Regions from separate parts of the Homo sapiens genome. Here all the other regions are linked to region 2. Evidence: chromatin contacts called from ENCODE Hi-C or POLR2A ChIA-PET data. All regions are on one chromosome and are shown on one strand. The core of a region is the stretch at or near the end of the contact, and the rest is flanking DNA. Distances in the headings are between cores, read along the strand shown. Region 1 has its middle 100 kb from the start of LINC01814. Region 2 overlaps LOC100506274 (a long non-coding RNA gene). Region 3 has its middle 40 kb from the start of LINC01814.

Evidence for each region. Hi-C counts contacts between places; a loop is a spot of excess contacts on that map. ChIA-PET counts read pairs that join two places held with the same protein, here RNA polymerase II (POLR2A). Pooled maps may share reads with other maps.
Region 1: a loop to region 2 is called in a pooled map, with 3 times the contacts of the local background. The contact joins two enhancer-like sites. A Hi-C loop is called at or near these places in 2 of 50 pooled maps. POLR2A ChIA-PET finds 5 or more read pairs at or near these places in 3 of 52 experiments (activated CD4-positive, alpha-beta memory T cell, activated T-cell and activated naive CD4-positive, alpha-beta T cell).
Region 3: a loop to region 2 is called in a map of naive thymus-derived CD4-positive, alpha-beta T cell, with 2.6 times the contacts of the local background. The contact joins two enhancer-like sites. A Hi-C loop is called at or near these places in 1 of 168 maps with a recorded cell type or tissue (naive thymus-derived CD4-positive, alpha-beta T cell) and 6 of 50 pooled maps. POLR2A ChIA-PET finds 5 or more read pairs at or near these places in 2 of 52 experiments (activated CD4-positive, alpha-beta T cell and activated CD8-positive, alpha-beta T cell).

Annotation. Positions count from the first base shown.
Region 1 is chr2:8,476,778-8,480,877 of GRCh38, forward strand. No RefSeq gene overlaps it. Among named protein-coding and RNA genes, the nearest start is that of LINC01814, 100 kb to the right of the region's middle. Within about 2 kb of position 2,619, at least 13 of the 41 ENCODE cell types and tissues checked have a DNase peak (open chromatin) inside an H3K27ac peak, as active enhancers do.
Region 2 is chr2:7,449,615-7,453,602 of GRCh38, forward strand. It overlaps LOC100506274 (a long non-coding RNA gene), which reads left to right. Exons shown (of 6, transcript NR_038432.1): 6 at 270-640. Among named protein-coding and RNA genes, the nearest start is that of LINC01871, 270 kb to the right of the region's middle. Within about 2 kb of position 1,322, at least 3 of the 41 ENCODE cell types and tissues checked have a DNase peak (open chromatin) inside an H3K27ac peak, as active enhancers do.
Region 3 is chr2:8,541,532-8,545,230 of GRCh38, forward strand. No RefSeq gene overlaps it. Among named protein-coding and RNA genes, the nearest start is that of LINC01814, 40 kb to the right of the region's middle. RefSeq lists enhancers at 1,863-1,912, 1,923-2,212, 2,187-2,693, 2,694-3,200, 2,863-2,922 and 3 more and a silencer at 3,428-3,699. Within about 2 kb of position 1,765, at least 27 of the 41 ENCODE cell types and tissues checked have a DNase peak (open chromatin) inside an H3K27ac peak, as active enhancers do.

The DNA of each region.
Region 1 (4,100 bases), core at 1,369-3,868, 1.0 Mb after region 2:
TAAAAATACAAAAAATTAGCCGGGCGCGGTGGCGGGCGCCTGTAGTCCCAGCTACTCGGGAGGCTGAGGCAGGAGAATGGCGTGAACCCGGGAAGCGGAGCTTGCAGTGAGCCGAGATTGCGCCACTGCAGTCCGCAGTCCGGCCTGGGCAACAGAGCGAGACTCCGTCTCAAAAAAAAAAAAAAAAAAAAAAAAGAAATGTGAGTTACAGCCACACCTTAAGGCACACCTCTCACTTCCTTAGTGCCCTATGAGAATGCCTGGCCCCTACGGCTGCAGAGCAGTACAAAGGTTAACGAGATGTGGGAAACCACTCAGAATTTTTATGCTAAAGTCATTACATTTGAGAGCGATTTCATATTGGCTGGACTTTGGTCTCAGTCAATATGATTTCATCTGGCACCATTTATGTTACCAACTTAAACTGGCTGCTATTTCCCCAAAAAAGTATTTCCCTAAAAATCTTCACATATATGTCTGCCTTTTCATCAATTAAGGAGTATTTACTGCACACCTCCATGTGTTCATATCCTATTTGACATCTATAAATGAATCTTAAAAAGTGCAACTAAGCAAGCGTGTATCAGTGGCATCCATCTTCTGGTTTTCCTTTTCATTTTGATTGGTTTGCTATTCAATATGTACGTGCAATTTTTTTCTTCAAGAAAGGATTCAGCCTATCACACTTGTCTGTGTTTTTGGTTTCTGTGGAAAGAGCCTAACATGCAGTGGACACCAGGATAATGGCATTTGGCAACAGAGGTCAATGCTACCTGTGGGGACTGGGGTTTCACTATCCCCAGGAAATGGACCTACATGTTAACAAGGAAAGTTTGCCATTTACCGGGCTTCTGATGGTAACAGATTTGAGAGAACTAGCTGGTGAGTGGCACCAACAAGAAGTCAGCGATCCATCCGGGGTGGCCCAGGCTCAGCCACACAAGAGAAACTGCACTGTCCTCTGCACCCACGTCTGACATTGGTCCTCCCGTGAAGCTTCATGGGGGTGAGGACCAATGCTCCAGGGAACTCCTCCAACACACAGGATCGGGCCCTCCCCCTCCTCATCTGAGTTATATCTGGGCTCTCTTTTTCTTTAAGGGGACAAAGGAGAAAGAATGCCAAGCTTACTGGTGCATTAAATGATTGAGAAATGTTTGCCATTTAAAGCTGTTTCACTTCCTGCCTGATACCACAAAGAAGCTTTTTAATGAAGTTAGCCTTTGCCTTTCTCAATGCCACTATGCGCCTGGCTTGTTTTGCCCACTTTCTGTTTTCAAAGCTAGGTATGATCAGGAAACACGTGGTTTCTATTGTTTCAAACAAGTAAATTTCAATTCAGTCAATTTAGGGGAAAAAGTCAGGGGGCGTCCAAAGGACAGGGTAGAGGGGCGGAGCATACGAGGATGGCCGAGGGGGCACAGACAGCAGGCAGCGGGGTCCAGGTCTTCACCCTGCTCTGAAGGGGCCTGGCTGCCCTAAGTCAGCCCAGGCTCCCACGGGAAGCTGAGCCCTCAGGCTTGGGGGGTACTATGGGCTCCCAGAGTAGGGCCCCCCTCATTCCACACGTGCCCTTGCTGACTAAACCCTAAGCCCCAGGGTTGGCACATGACTTTCCACAGCTACAGCCAAAAAGACAAACACCACAAATTGCTTCGTGACCCCTTGTCAAGAGTGCTCCCAAAATGAGAAAATCTATACCACAAGAGTCCTACCACTGGGACACAGCCAACTTCAGGACCAGCACGAAAGCCCTGGCCAAACCATCCTGCTGCTACTAAAGTATGAGTTGTCCATATGACTGACAGAATCTCTGGTTTAAAGTAACTGTGGCTACTGCTTCTTCAGTGCTTATGGGCATGTCGGGTACTTAGCACTTGGTGTACGCCTATTCATTTAATCTTCCCAGCATCTTGCAAGACAGGTGTCGCTATCTCTTTTTACAGATGAGGAAACAGAGACAGAAAGAAGCTAAGGAATTCCAAGGTATCTGGGTCAGCTGCTGATGCAGCCCTACCCAAGGTGTGAGAATGTAAGTCCATGCTCTGTATTACCAAGTACAGTGTTCCAGGGTTTTCTGTTCTGCCCCCACCTCCACCCCCAGCCAATACCTATGTTTGAAAAAGGCCCGTTTCTAGCAGCGTGTTCATATTTATTCATTAAGTACTTATGAAGGGTCCACTGTTGGTCAGGTCCTGGAGATAAAGAGATGAATATCATGGTATCTGTCTTCTACACGTGTACTCTCCAGTACCCTCCACGATGGTGCCACTAGCCACATGTGTCTATTGATTGCTCAAAATTTGACTAATATGAATTGAAATACGTAAAGTGTAAAATACACACCAGGCTTCAAAATCTTCTTATGAAAAAAGTGTAAAATATCTTAATCATGTTTCTATTGAATCTTATTGAATCTATGTTAAAATTATATTTTAATATATGGATTAACTAAAATCATTTTTATTTCCATGCATTTCTTTTCCTTTTTAAAACGTGGCTGCTAGATAGTTTGAAGTGACCTACGTGGCTCACGTTCCATTTTTATCGGATTGCACTGCGCTAGAGGCACATGTCTGGAGAGGAGGAGACGTGAACAGAGCTGTCCCCATGGCCCAGGCAGGCAAGGAAAGCAAAGGAAGCATGAAGGGAGGCCAGAGGAAAGCAAGGGAAATGCCACGCCTGCCTTACGAGCTCCGACAGGGAAGTCGAGCCCTCTTATCAGTGGTCTAGTTGACTGGAGAGATAATCTACCACGCTCGCCAGCCTGTTCTGGAGAGACTCAATGACAACCCTATCACGTTAGAGGACCTGGCTCAGCAGTAGAACACAGGCTGGCAGCAGAGACTGTGGGATTCAGCTCTGGACACCAGCACCAGCTCAGATGGGAGCTCTGCTGTGGTTTTCACTTTGCTCTGGCTTTATTTTTATCAAAAGTATTCCAGGCCCCAAACCTCCCTCCTTAAACTTCCAGGAGAGGTTCAAAAATCCCACCTGCCTTATTTATGTAAACCATTCCTCTCCCCTCAGCCCCTTGGCAGCTCGTGATATACACTCTTTGTTGCTTACTCAGTGTCCACTCCTCTGTCGTATCTTACTGGAAGAAGCCCATTTGGGTTCAGAAAAGCCATGGGTCCAGCAGCCCCAGGCGATGGGTCCTGATCCTCTGTCTAAGCCAGTCTTGATAATTTCACTCCTCACTGCCCAGCCTGCCCTGAAGTTAGGGGTGGGCTGTCACTCAGTTCTGACATGACACCAAGGCCAGAGACTGCTTTGGGGCCAGTGTCTAGAAAACTTTGGATTCTTGGTAAAATGAGACAGATGAGGTTCAAAATGTCTCTCCTGCCCCAAACATCTTCATTCTGCCCCAGACGTGACCACTGCAGCTCCAACAGCCATATTGCAAACAAGAGAAGAATTCTAAGAAAACTGCAGAAGGTTAGTGCTAATATCACCGAGTTTATGAACCAGCACCAGTAACCACTGACCTCCAGTCTTCCTGTTACATGAGGAAAAATAAACTCCTCATTACTTAAAAGCCATAGAGTCAAGCAGTCAGATATGCTGTTACTTGCAGCCTTTGACATATACAAACCAAATATAAAGCGGGAAAATCGTTTGTCCAAAAATGTAGACTGTTCCAAAGAAACTCAACATCAACATCAACCACTTCCCACATCACTCTCTGCCTGATATTTAAGCACATTTTAATCACAATTCCCAGGGAACTCTGTGTGTTCTTCTCCTTTGAATGTATTGCGTCCATATAAGAGGTGGGAAAACTAGTAGTTATGGTTGAAGACCTACACGTGGCATTCTTAATTCTATATAAACCTCACAGTTCCAGGAAAGTTTCTCTCCACCTATGCAACATGTATAATTTTTTCACTCCCCAATGTACAAGAAATTACAGGGAATATTTTATTGTTCCTCAAAAAATTAATATGGTCATTGTCATTTAATATGGTTTAAATTTTTTAAAATTTTAAAATTTTTTTTAAAGTGTTTCTTCCTCCCCAGACACTATTTGGCTGCCTACTCAGTGACAAGTCCCTGCCAGACCCGGTGATTCAAAGCCCAGTTTTGCTCAGGTGTGGACA
Region 2 (3,988 bases), core at 72-2,571:
AGATTGAATTGAAAAATGTATAAAATCATCTAATTGTTAATTGGAGAACTAGGTAAAATCCTTAATATGTAGAGAAATTTAAACATACTTTTATAGGTTTATATGTATTTGGACAAAGATTTTTTTGTTTTTCTCCAGGCTAAAACACCCATAACCATCATCTTTGGTGAGGAGAAAAGACAGATATTTTAAAAAAATTTGTGTGATGAGAATTTATTTATTCAAATATTGTTTTTTTCTTATTTTCAATCTTCATTTTTTCCCTAAAGATAAATACCCATCACTGTATACATCTACTTCTTGGAATTTGCAAGGGAACCAGTCAACAGATTTTTCAAGCCTTATAAGTTTATCTGCCTGAGAAGTTCACCAGCTACATAACATCCTGGACTCTGGAGCCCAAGAGATGTGTAGTTTCCATTTTGGAGCCATTTTCTTTGATAAATAAGTAGTGAGGCTGCCATTCTTGTCAAAGTTGAGGACCACAACCTTACTCATGAAACTGAAAGATTGTTTGTTATGAGGAGTTCTGTTTGAGCCATACAAGCAATATATCCTTTTTAAAGAAATGTATCCGGAATCTTAGGTGTTCATTGCTCCAAGCCATGTGCAGAATAAAAAGAAAACAAAAAACAAAAAACAGGAAGTGTGAATATTTTTGACCAATACAGTGATTACACTCCATTCCCCAAAAGATTGCCTACAAATGTGTCTAAGCTAGAAATCATCTACAGTCCATACTACGGGGTGGATCAATGGTGATTTCATCAGCACCAGCCCAGCTGCTCCATGACAGAGAGGCCTGCATGCCGCCCTCCATCTTCCACCTGTCCACGGCTGACACACGGTGGGAAAGGGTTTTGCTGACATTGGTGATCTGAGCTGAAAATGTGAAGCCACCTTTTGGCATATAATTCATATTGGTTTTTCAATCATTTGTGTCTGTGTGTTTTCTTTTTGTTGCATTTTTTTTCCCTTCTTAAGAAACTCGTCATGTGGTATTGAAGGTGACCTGACTATGGCAAAGAGCATGTTCTGTGTGGTTTGCCTTTCCACCCACGCACAACACACTTTGCAGACTTGACAGGGATGGATCAGCCCCACAGAAGAGAAAACAGAAAACCAAAAAATACCCCTCCTCTGAAAAATACCCCCGGTGTGAAACTCTTTCTGAGAAAGACTGGCCCTTTTCTTTAATGTAAAAAAATATATATAACAAAAATAGATTTCTTCTCAAGACTCTTGTTTATTCAGATGATATCAATTCTGTTTCCAGCACAACATGTTGTAGCTGCTACTCAGAGATTTTTAGAAAGTCAGATCAACGCGACTGCAATGGGTTTTTGCCGTGAGTGAGCTGTGCTTCTCACTTGCTTACTAGAAGGTAAATGCGTAATTATACAGCACACTCACGGAACAGCAGTGAACTTTATGGGCGTATTTCTAAAACAGTCTGTTTACATCAACGGTGCTATACAAGTAACAAATAATAATAACAGTGTGAAGAAAATTAGCTCCTTAGGATGCATAACAGTTAATATGTAGCTCTGTATAATTAATATCCTGCAATTTAATGTGTTACTCATTTTCTTTTTTCCCTTCCCCTTTACTAGGAAGAAAGAAACAGAATTTGTTTAATTAAATATGGCATTTTCACAGTAGTATCAAGCCATAATATATCAGGCTGAATTAATCTGATTTCCTACCCCATCAACTTGACATTGGGCATCAGTTTATGCCCGACTTCCACTATACCCACTTAGAATATGTAAATGTTGTCACCTCCTCATTGTTATTTCTATCTCCATGCCTAACAAATGTGTAGAGAGTTCTCTCCTCTTTCAAATAATTGTATATACATTTAATCAGTGGTTTTCAACTGGGGCCAATTTTGCTCTTCCAGGGGACATTTGGCGAAGTCTGGAGACATCTTTGGCTGCTATAACTAGGGAAGGAGGGAGTTCTATTAGCGTCTGGTGGGGAAAGGCCAGGGACCCCTGCCATGCCCAGGCACACCTCCACAGCAACTATTCAGCTCAAAGTGTCAGTAGCATTGAGGTTGAGATCCCCTGCATTAGCTCCTTGATCTTTAAAACCATCCTCCAAGGTAGGGATTGTTATCAGTCTCCTCATTTTATGCATGAAATTAAACAAAACAAAACTTAGGCCCAGATGAGCCAAGAGATTTGTATCCAGGATAATCACAGGGCACAAAGTGAAGGACTTGGGTCTTGAATTCAGGACTCGAGTCTAAATCCTTCCACACTTGCCCCAGCCTTTTTTTTTTTCTTGCATTAGTCCTGCTTGCATAAGGCACTTTTGTTTACTGTAGCTGGCAACATATGTGCTCTACAGAAGTGTGTGGGGGCACATGTATTTTCCTGACATTCACACTCTTATTCTAGCAAACAGTTCCTAGGAGGCAAACAAGTCTGACTTGAGGCAAAATTGTGAGAAAAAGCCAAGCCCATCTTTGCGCTTGTGTCCTCCTGTGTTTGTCAGTGCTGCCCCCAACGAAGTGGCCACCCTAGAGAGTCCACTGCTGTGTGTTCTCATTCTTTCCTGGCCAGGGATACTTAACCCCACCCATCAATGCATCTCACTTGTAAAATGTATACCAGACCCATATTGCAGCTAATCAACGAGCCAGGCGGAAAGATGGTATGCTCAGAATGTGGGCATTTCCTGGTAAGCAGGAAAGGCTTCCTGGCCTCTTCAAAGCAGATCAGATTCCTATCGAAGCCTGTCCTCTTTTCTGAGGTGTCAGGGCCACGCACGTTGTGGCTTTTCAATGGAAACATGGTACCTGTCAAATTCAGGAAGGCGTTTTCCTACTGCCAAATGAGCTCTCCATGCTCCCCAAAACAACACTCACGAAAAGCTGCCCAAAGCTAGGGATACAGAGGAGAGGGCTACTTTTTAGAGTGACTTCTAACAAACCATTTTTCCACAAGACAAAAGAGCAGAGAGATTCAGTTGTGTGTTCATCCTGTGGTCTACAATAACAGCAGCCCCTCCACCGTCAGCACCGCCCATGCTATCATGCCTCTGCCTTCTCTCTAGAGCAGTGCACTCCCGGAACACACTGGGAAGGGGCCCTTCCTCTAAACTATCTAGCTGTCACTGTCACCACTTAATAAACAGTTAAAATGCAGTGACTCAGATTGCAAGTGTCAGTTTGGCCTGGGTGATTGTCAAATGGACCCATCCCAGCTAATTTAGGTCTTCCGTGGCTCTACTCAGGATGCCTAAAGGCAGGCCTGATGCCTACACATCCTGGCAAATTCCAGGAGCAAGGGGGGCAAGAAAAGTGCATGGAGAGTGCATCCGGGCATGGTGGCATCCAGGTGTGAGTGACGTGGAAGAAAGACTTGGGAAGGAGGAGCCACGTGCTCTCAATCAGTGAGTAATTTATGGTCTGTGCTCCAAAAACAGCAGCAGTCCCCCTTCTCCTACAACCTCTGGAGGCAGAACCCATGGCTCTGCCATGTCAGGTCTCTCCACACCTGCTGTGACAAGCAGGAGAGAAGAGAGTGTTTGTCACTCAAGGGAGTTCTTCATGGACGGCTTGCACTTGCCGTCGTGAGCCAGCTGGTCCCATCACTCCTTGTACAAGGGGCTTCTCTCCTACGCTCACTTAATTCAGTCAAATAGCATCCATGTGTGGTTCTGGGCCACATTCTATCATCCAGAGTGGCTCATTAAGGATGCCCAAGTGGGGTGAAGAGTGTCTGCAAGTAATTTTGTAAATTTTAACAAACTTAACAAGAAACAGTCTAAAGCATTCAAAACACAAAATCGACCAAGTGCCTGCTACAGGCCAGGCACTGTGCTGGGCTCTGAGGCTGCTCCAGCATAATCCTTGAGCTCAGAAGTTTCAGAGGAAGCAACCAGTTGCCAAATAACTCTATGTACATAATAATAAGATACATGGGATTCTTAAGAAGAAAAAGAATTTCTATCACTGAATACTGGAGACAGGAGATTT
Region 3 (3,699 bases), core at 515-3,014, 1.1 Mb after region 2:
AGTGAATTGCTCAGTAAGAAAAAGGTCTGTGCAAAACAGGAGACTAGAAAGAAACCTCAGTGCCTCCAGGAACCTCACGTGAGCTCCGTTTGACTCTGCAGAAGCAAGTTCCTTGCTTTTAGAGGAGTGACTGTGGCTGGGCATCATCCAGACCTATGTGCAATTATTGGTCGAAGGCGTCTCTCCCGCTAGACGGAAGCGCTCAGAGAACCAGGCAGTGGAAGGTGCATGACTGGGAGGAATGAAGGATGGCCATCCTGAAGTGGAAGGTGTGTGACTGAGAGGAATGAAGGATGGCCGTCCTGAGGCTGCGCTCGAATGGAGGCTTATTTAACATGGAGCCTCGTGCAAAACACCCCGGAGCAGGCCCCTATAGGATTGAGATCGCTCCCTGTGATCTGCTGCTTCCCTCTCCAGTGGTTTTTATCTTTGAACAGAGCAAATCCTGGCTCCACTCAGACCTGCTCCGTGAGAGCCGAATGCAGTCACTGCACCTGGTCGGGGCTGAGGAGCTTCTCAGCCATTCCAACAAGGCCTGGTCATCGAAAAGCCATGATTTTCTTGCATTCTGGGCCTTGTGACTTCTTGAGACGGGAAAAATGAAGCGCTGTTCCACGATTTTGTTCTCAATCTAAAGGACCATTGCTTTGGAAAGTGGTCAGATTCTGCTTTTGGTTGATTTTAGGATCCAAAACTATGGCGATGGGAAAAAGGAAATGCATTTTAGGATTTCAGGTATTGTCTAAAATTTGCACATGATTATATCCTGCAATCTTAATGGTTCATGCGTCTCATGCTCAACCAAGAGCCTCTGCTGGCCTAAATGATCAAAGCATTTCCAGGAATTATTCAAGAAAAAAAAATCTGCTCCCGTCACTCACCGGCTGAAACCCCCTCAGTGGCTCCCACTGCCCTCAGATGCAGTCACCCTCCTTACTGAGCTTAGTGAGGGCTGCACTAAGCACTTTGCATTATTCTCTCATTGAAGTATCACAACAATCACAAAAGGAACTATCATTAAACCCATTGCATGGATGAGAAAACTGATCCTTAGAGAGGTCAGGGACTGGTTCAAGCTGACTGTGCTGTACAGTGTCAGAGCAGGGATGACCCCAAACCCACCAAGGCCATTCTTAGCACCCGCAATCTCCATGACCATCTCCTAACTCTCTCCCTCCCCCTCATCTATTTCCTACCCATGGATGAAACTGTTTGTGTCTCACCTACTACTACAGTGAGCCCCTTCTGCTTACCTCCCTGGGCCCCAGGCTGGCCCCACTGGGTGCTCCTGGCAGCAAAGTCCATGTCTGATTAGGGAACTTCTTATTAGGAGGCTTCCTTGTTTGCTTTACCCACCTTCTCCAGACTGGGACCCCTGGAGACAGAGCCCTTAGCTCCCGAGGCCAGGTGGTCCCTTGCTGTGCCCAGCACAGATCCTGGTGCCTGGGAGGAAGGCAGTAAATCTGTGTGAAGTGGGTCATTTCATTCTGCATTGGAGGATCATTTTCATGCTCCATAACCCACGGCTATCAATAAAATTAATATTAGCTTCCAGTAAAGTCTAGAGAGGTGCTTCTCACACTAGAGTAGGCAACAGGGCCACCCGGAGAGTCAGGTAAAACTCGGAGGCGCTGGCTCCAGAGGCCCAGACAGGTGAGGCTGTGTGGCTGGTCCTGCCCCCGCCTCTGAGGGGCACTGCTCGGCAGCCAGCAGCCCACCCCTGAGTGCAACACTCAGCAACCAAAGGCACCTGGCTGGGCGATGACTGACAGTGAGGCAGCTCCAAAACTCCCTTCCACAGCATTTACAAAACAGACACAAAGTTTTCTATTTGGAGGAGTCATTTGCTGCAATGGGGGTTTTCCCTTCGTTTTTGGAAATGCCATGAAATAAAATGTTAAGTGTGACTCCAGTATCCTAATCTGAGGCACAGACAACTCACCGCAGTTACACCTCAGAGAAAACATGGGGCTCCCCGGGAGAGGGGCCTCACTCAGCCTGGAGTTATGTTCTGACTTCTCAAAACATGAAACCATTTATATTGGCTCTGGCACATTCAAAAAAAAAAAATTCCCTTATGTCACATGCACGCGCGCGTGCACAGAGATCAGCTTTCGGTTCACAATGAGTGTGCCCCTGGGTCTTTTCTGTGTCTCACTCATTGAAGCCTGGGGGACCAGGCCCTGGGGGACCGACGGGGTGCCTCCGTCTGTGCTCCTTGTCCCTGTTGGCCAGAGCTGGTGAATCACCCGGCCCCAGCAGCCTGCGTCCTTTCCCAATTACCGTAGCTGTCAGAGCTGACTAAAAAACCAGTAGCAGCTGGCAGGAAATGGGTAAGAAAACTGACCACAGATAAACTGTAGGACTCTACAGAGCAGTGGCAGATAGACTCGGGGACAGGAAGTGGAGCTGTTAAGACTCGGCCCTCGCCTGCTCCCGGGCACCTCAGGGCCATCGAAGGGCGCGTGCACCTGAGATGCTGCGGTGCTCGCGTCACGCAATGACCCCGCAGCAGGCACCAGCCACGGCCCCCGAAGGGAAAGAAGCAGTCAGGAGTGGCGGAGAAGCACCCCCAAAAGCCCAGGCCTTTGAGACTCCTGCAAAGGCAGTGGTTCTGCTAGTCCAGGGGTGATGGAATCGCAGCCGGCAGAGCCTGCGCTGTTGAGGTCAAATGACCTGCTGGCCGTGCATTGCCTCACCCGGCTCCCTGAAGCCAAAATGACCAGCTCTCAGGCAGGGAGAGGCCACCACACATTGAGAACAGTGCTGGTGTTGAGGTGGGGAGGCGCTTCTCTGTGGAGTTACAGGTCCAGCGTTTTCAATACTCCCACCGCGTTTCAGCCAATGCCAAGGGCGGGCCCTTCAGAATCCCTAGTGAGGAGAAAGTATCAGCCAGGTGGCATGCTGGATCCTTCCATGCATCATCCCACTCCTGTTCACATACCCTAGGAGGCAGCTAAGACTATCCCCATTTTACGGATGTGCAAAGGGAGGCTCAGGATTAAATAGGCCTGGCCCTGGGTTCCACCACCTATCCACCTATGAGGGGCAGAGCCCAGATTCAAAGTCTGACTGGGGTCTCTGCCCCGACGACCTCTGCTCACAGCGTGCCGCTAGGTGCTGAGATGGGAAGAGGAGAGAAGGGGTCAGAGGAGAGAGGGGGAGTGAGCACAGTGGAGGAGGCTTGCCTGGGCCCTGATGCTTCACCCAGAAAGAAAATGGGGTGGTCAGTGTTTAATCGCATCTTCCCAGTGGCCCAAGCTGCATGTCCACCCAGGACACCATCCCAAGCAGCCCAGCAAGGGGGACCCACCCTCTCTGCACCAAGGCAGACCCAAGGTGCTTCCAGGGGCAGCCAGAACAGGGTGGCTTCTGTGTGGCCTGCTGTGGGACAAGCTGCTGTGACAAGAAGCAGCATCTGCTATTGAACTTGTGACCCAGGCCTTGGTCCCTCACAGGGAGCAGGGCACAGCTGGGACAGAGGGTGAGGGTCCCCTTCCCATCTCTCGGAGGTGGCAGAGTGCACCTGCTCCACGGAGCGTGCGCAGCCCCCTCTGCTGGCGCCCGGTCCAGCTCTCGGGTGAGCTAGACGGGAGTTCAGCTGGGCGTGACTCACCCCTGTTCCTGGAACTGTCTGAAGGCGGGGAGGATGCTGTGGGTAGGCTCTAACTGTATCATCTGGGCTGGGGCCGGTAGCAG